2 separate regions of the Homo sapiens genome follow, and region 1 is linked to region 2. Evidence: read pairs that join two places in POLR2A ChIA-PET (ENCODE). Cell type or tissue: PC-3. All regions are shown on one strand. Each heading gives the region's core, and the rest is flanking DNA. Links, peaks and the distances in the headings are about the cores only. Region 1 has its middle 20 kb from the start of HOXB1. Region 2 overlaps SKAP1 (src kinase associated phosphoprotein 1).

Region 1 (2,854 bases), core at 355-2,854, 230 kb after region 2:
CTGGCCAACATGGTGAAAACCCGTCTCTACTAAAAATACAAAAAATTAGCTGTGCGTGGTGGCAGGCGCCTGCAGTCCCAGCTACTTGGGAGGCTGAGGTAGGAGAATCACTTGAACCTGGGAGGCGGAGGTTGCAGTGAGCTGAGATCGCGCCATTGCACTCCAGCCTGAGCAACAAGAGCAAAACTCTGTATCAAAAACAACAACAACAAAAAAAACAAAACAACAACAACAACAACAACAACAAAAACAAGGCGAGGTGCTGTGGCTCATGCCTGTAATTCCAGCACTTTGGAAGGCCAAGGTGGGTGGATCACCTGAGGTCAGGAGTTTGAGACCAGCCTGACCAGTATGGTGAAACTCTGTCTCTACTAAACATACAAAAATTAGCTGGGCATGGTGGCATGTGCCTGTAGTCCCAGCTACTCGGGAGGCCGAGACAGGAGAATTGCTTGAACCCGGGAAGCCAAGGTTGCAGTGAGCCGAGATCATGCCACTGCACACCAGCCTGGACAAGAGTGAGACTCCATCTCAAAAAAAATAAATAAATAATAATAATAATAATTAATAGATGGCATAGATGTGGAGAAAGTGGAATCCTTGTGAAGTCTTAGTGAGAATGTAAGATGGTTATAGCCATTATGGAAAACACTATGACAGTTCCTCAAAAAATTAAAAATAGCATTTCTATATAATCTAGAAATTCCACTTCTGCGTGTATACCCCAAATAACTGAAAGCTGAGTCTCATGTTCATAGTAACAGCATTCACAATACCAAAAGATGGAAGCAATCCAAGTGTCCATCAGTGGATAAATGGAAAAACAAAATGTGGTATAGCCATACAATGGAATATTATTCAGCCCTAAAAAGGAAGGAAATTCTGACACATACTACAATATGGATGAATCTGGACATTATGCTAAGTAAAATAAGCCAGGCACAAAAGACAAAAACTGTGTGATTCCACTTATATAAGGCACCTAGAATAATCAAATTCACAGAGACAGAAAGTAGCATGGTGGTTTACAGGGACCAGGGGGACCGGTGAATGGGCAGTTGTTGTGTAATGGGTATAGAGCTCCAGTTTTTCAGGATGAAAAGAACTCTGGAGATTGGTTGCACAATAATGTCAATATACTTGACACCACTGAACTGTACATTAAAAATGATTAAGATGGTAAATTTTATGTTTTGTGTATTTAATCACAATTTTAAAAAACATTCGGAGAACATTAGAGAAATTTGATATGGACTGGGTTTTATTGCTAATTTTTTAGGTATGACAATGGCACTGTGGTTATATTGAGCAATGCCCTTATTCTTAGGAGATGTGTGCTGAAAGTCAAGGTTGAGGTACAAGTTATTTTGAAATGCTTGGATGGAAGAATGAGTGCTTGCATAATAACATACAGCCAAACTGGCAAAATGGCAACAATGGATTTCAGGCAGTGGATGTATAGCATTCATTGTACTATTCTTTCAATATTGAGAAAATAAAACCAAGCCACCATATGTGCCAAAAAAAAAAAAAAAAAAGATGTTTCAGTATGAGTCAACTCCGGGTGTCTGCTCCCCGCAAAAAAAGTCAGCAAAACAAAACATGAAAGTAACCATGAGCTGTATTACTAGAAATATATTTTAGTTTTTATTTAAAAAAATTTTTTTTGAGACAGAGACTCACTCTGTTGCCTCAGCTGGAGTGTAGTGGTGCAATCTTGGCTCACTGTAACCTGTGCCTCCTAGGTTCAAATGATTCTCATGCCTCAGCTTCCTGAGTAGCTGGGATTACAGGTGCGTGCCACAGCACCCGGCTAATTTTTGTATTTTTAGTAAAGATGGGGTTTCATCATGTTGGCCAGGCTGGGCTCGAACTCCTGCCCTCAAGTGATCCACCCACCTCGGCCTCCCAAAGTGCTGGAATGACAGGCGTGAGCCACTGCGCCTGACTGCTAGAGATATAATATTTTAGTATGAGCATGGACAGGTTACTTATCCTCTGTAAGTGTCAATTCTATTGGATGTAAATGAGAATTATGATAATACTTTGCTTCTTGGAGTTATGGCAAAAAGTAAATATGGTTAGCCTTGTCATTTAAATCTTGAAGATCTTTACTTTATCTGAAGAGAGAAAACCAAAAAAGTGAATAGATTTGCTGTATCTGTCAGCTATAATATTATACCATCTATGCGAACTGTCCAATCTGTCTCATCTTTACCGTCGTATTCATTCATTTATCTTTTCAACAGTTCATATATACTTACAAGATACATATTTTCCTAGATACTAAGGATACAAAAATGAATAGACGTATTAACAGGTGAAAACAGCAATGTGCTATGTGCCCAGCAGTGGGCTGACCATGGCACAGAGAGAGCAAACAAGGAGAGAGTTTCATGCTGTTTGGAATGGCAGGGAAGGCTTCTGCAAGAAAGTGACATTTGAACTGCATCTGGGATGATAAAGATTTTCTAGACAGAGAATGAGTAGAAGATCATTCAGACAAATGAAAGGACTTATTGGGCTTGGAGCGGTGGCTCACGCCTGTAATCCTAACACTCTGGGAGGCTGAGTCGGACTGATCAGGAGGTCGGAGATCGAGACCATCCTGGCTAACACGGTGAAACCCCGTCTCTACTAAAAATACAAAAAATGAGCCGGGCGTGGTGGCGGGCGCCTGTAGTCCCAGCTACTCGGGAGGCTGAGGCAGGAGATTGGCGTGAACTCGGGAGGCGGAGCTTGCAGTGAGCCGAGATCGCGCCACTGCACTCCAGCCTGGGCAACAGAGTGAAACTCCAACTCAAAAAAAAAAAGAAAAGAACAGAAAGGACTTATTAAAAATCAAGATAGAAAG
Region 2 (2,926 bases), core at 156-2,655:
TGAGATTACAGGCTTGGGCATCACTGTGCCTGGCCTCAGCTTTATTTGTTCTAAAGGAAATTATGAATAGTAATGGTTATTACATAAGTAATCTCTATGATGTGGGAAACCATTAAGCACCTTTTACATACTCTAAATAAGAATTATGCTTTGGGTTTTTATCATATTTCTAAAATATTTTCTAGCATGAAACATCTAACTTAACATTACACACAAACACATATTCCTATTTATCCTTCCAGACATAATATAGTCACTGTCATTACAAAGCCTTCTTTGTGCTAACTTCTTTGTTCTCTCTTCTCTGCTCCCATGTTACATTTTACCATAATCATTTTCTTGTATCTCTATCCCCCATTAGGCATTGAGCTCATCCTGGGCAGAGAACGGACTCTCTTCACATTTGAATTTTCAGTGCCTACGCTGTTCTTTTTTCTTTTTCTTTCTTTACCTGCATGGTTCTTGACACATAGTAGTAGATGTCCGGTGTGTGTTAGTTGAATGAGTTAATAAATGAAAAAATAAATTACATGTATATAATAGAATATAATTCTAGCACAACGAGACCTCAATTATAATAGAATATAATTCTAGTACAACAACAGTTCAACGAGAGTGGAGAAAAGGATGGAATCATGTGAAGTCTTCCAGATGTGTTAATTATGTTGAACCTAATGCTAAGGATAGCAAAAGTCTTTGAAGAATGGCCAAGAGTGAATTTTGGGAAGTCAAGTTGAATGATTAATAGTCCAGATGAGAATCTGTAATGGCTTGGTGGAGATGGCAGGGATGGAGAGTAACAGAAGTATCGGAGAAATACTTACGATGAAGAATTGATAGCATCTGGTGAGTGGCTGGATACTGGGCTGGGGTAAGAGAGACAGGAAGTCAAAGATGAGAGCACCATTTACCAAGAGAAAGAAGAAAAGGTACAGATTTTAGGGGGGAGAAAACAAAGTTTCAGACATATTGAGTCAGGTACTGGAAAGACATCCATGTGTTACTATGAGGAGGGAACTATTCCTATCCTCCCCTCTTACACACCAGGAAACCTGGGCTGAGGGAGCTTACATAACTTACTAATTGCTTCCCAGACCTGCCTCCAAAGTCCATGTTGTTAACTCCCAGGCCATACAGCATATGATTCTTTGTTTAAGGAAAACACCAATATATTGCAAGCCGAGTTATACTCCTGACTTCTGAGTACTAAATGTGTCTCAACTGAAGCAACTATCCTGGAGGATGAGGCCACTTAACAGCTTCCAAAGCAAGGTGACGGTATTCTTAAGGCCTCCTTCCCACACACTTCTCTGCCAAAATAGATGGCAGCTAAGCCAAAGAGCACTGGAGAAAGACATGGAGCAGAAAAAAAAAGAGAAGATCCTCAGGGCGCTGGTAGAAGTGCAAAGGTCTTGTTCAGGTGAAAGAAAATGTGTAATAAAATTCACCGGTTCAGCTGAACAGGTAATTACAGAGTTAATAAAACAAGGATTCCTGACACAATAGATTCTAACACTGCCATGGGTGTCATAGTCACTAAGTGACTTTTTAGTTTGCTGATCATTGATCCACTAGACACTAACAGCTCCAATCGGATCAATGCAGGATAACATATGAGGAGGACTTTGCATGTTAAAAATCTACTGGAAATTTTACATGAAAGAGTTCATTATCTGGGTAATGTGACCTGTGTCCAAATGATACATGTGGACCATTTGTCAGGTTTTTTAATGGAAAAAAATGAATTTTTTTCTAAAAGCCTAATTATGTGATAAATTCCACTGCCGAGAAATTGAAGCCACTTGGGTGTCATGAATGTGTAAACATGTTAATTCGAGGGCTGTGTTACCTAAAGAAGTATATTTCATTCCACTCTCTTAGCTTCCCTTTCCCCAACGGGGTCATCTCATCCATCTCCTCCATTCCTATGGCCCACCAACACTCTGTTCTTGGGTCTTTCTCTCTTCGTAGCCTGGGCCAGCTTCCATTTTCCCTAAATCCTTCTTTCCTGTGCTCACAGTTCCTTCTAAGAGCTTGTCTCCTAAGGCCAGCATTTAACCCAAGGTCCCTTTGCTATCTTCATTCCCTGGGGCCCTGTTGTCATACAGTTTTATCAGAAGAGAGCAGACAGAGAAGAAAATATACTTATTTCTCATGGAAAGAACTCATATATTGCTTGGTTCTAGAAAGAAAAATGATCTAAAGCAATAATAATAAGCTTGTTTATGGAAACTAGACAAATCAAAAAGAGTTCTGGAAAACATATTTTGTATGTTTGGTTTTAAATACTTTATTGAGATATAATTTACATAAAATACAATTCTTGGCCAGGCGCTATGGCTCATGCCTGGAATCTCAGCATTTTGGGAGGCAGAGGTGGGAGGATTCACCTGAGGTCAGGAGTTTGAGACCAGCATGGTACAACATGGTGAAACGCCGTCTCTACTAAAAATACAAAAATCAGCTGGCTGTGGTGGTGGGCGCCTGTAATTCCAGCTACTTGGGAGGCTGAGGCAGGAGAATCACTTGAACCTGGGAGGCAGAGGTTGCAGTGAGCCGAGATCTGCACTCCAGCCTGGATGACAGGCTGCACTCCAGCCTGGGTGACAGAGTGAGACTCTGTCTCAAAAACAAACAAAAAACAACAACAAAAAATGACACACAAAAAACACAATTCTTTTTAAATGTACAGTTTAATGAATTTTGACAAATATATACATATATATATAGTAGTTGTATAACCACTACCAAATCAAGATATAGAATATTTCCATCACTCTGAAAAGCTCCTTTTTGCCCCTTTGTAGTCAATCCACTCTTTCTATCACTGGCCTTGCCAATCATTGATCTATTTTTGTGTCTATAGCTTTGACTTTTTAGGGATGTCAAATACATGAAATCATATAGTATCTAATATTTTATGTCT

What was found. ChIA-PET counts read pairs that join two places held together with the same protein. Peaks named below come from ENCODE experiments on the same cell type or tissue, not always from the same donor. Only the 100,000 strongest peaks of a DNase experiment are listed, where the experiment ranks them.
Region 1: POLR2A ChIA-PET joins it to region 2 with 23 read pairs; 2 of 35 experiments call an interaction of 5 or more read pairs at or near these places.

The regions. Positions count from the first base shown.
Region 1 is chr17:48,509,702-48,512,555 of GRCh38, forward strand. No RefSeq gene overlaps it. Among named protein-coding and RNA genes, the nearest start is that of HOXB1, 20 kb to the right of the region's middle. In PC-3, for the core only: no CTCF peak of the experiment used is centred there; a DNase peak (open chromatin) is centred at 1,330; H3K27ac peaks cover 1,338 bases.
Region 2 is chr17:48,277,861-48,280,786 of GRCh38, forward strand. The region is part of intron 4 of SKAP1 (src kinase associated phosphoprotein 1); the gene reads right to left. Among named protein-coding and RNA genes, the nearest start is that of SKAP1-AS2, 15 kb to the right of the region's middle. In PC-3, for the core only: no CTCF peak of the experiment used is centred there; no DNase peak of the experiment used is centred there; H3K27me3 peaks cover 334 bases.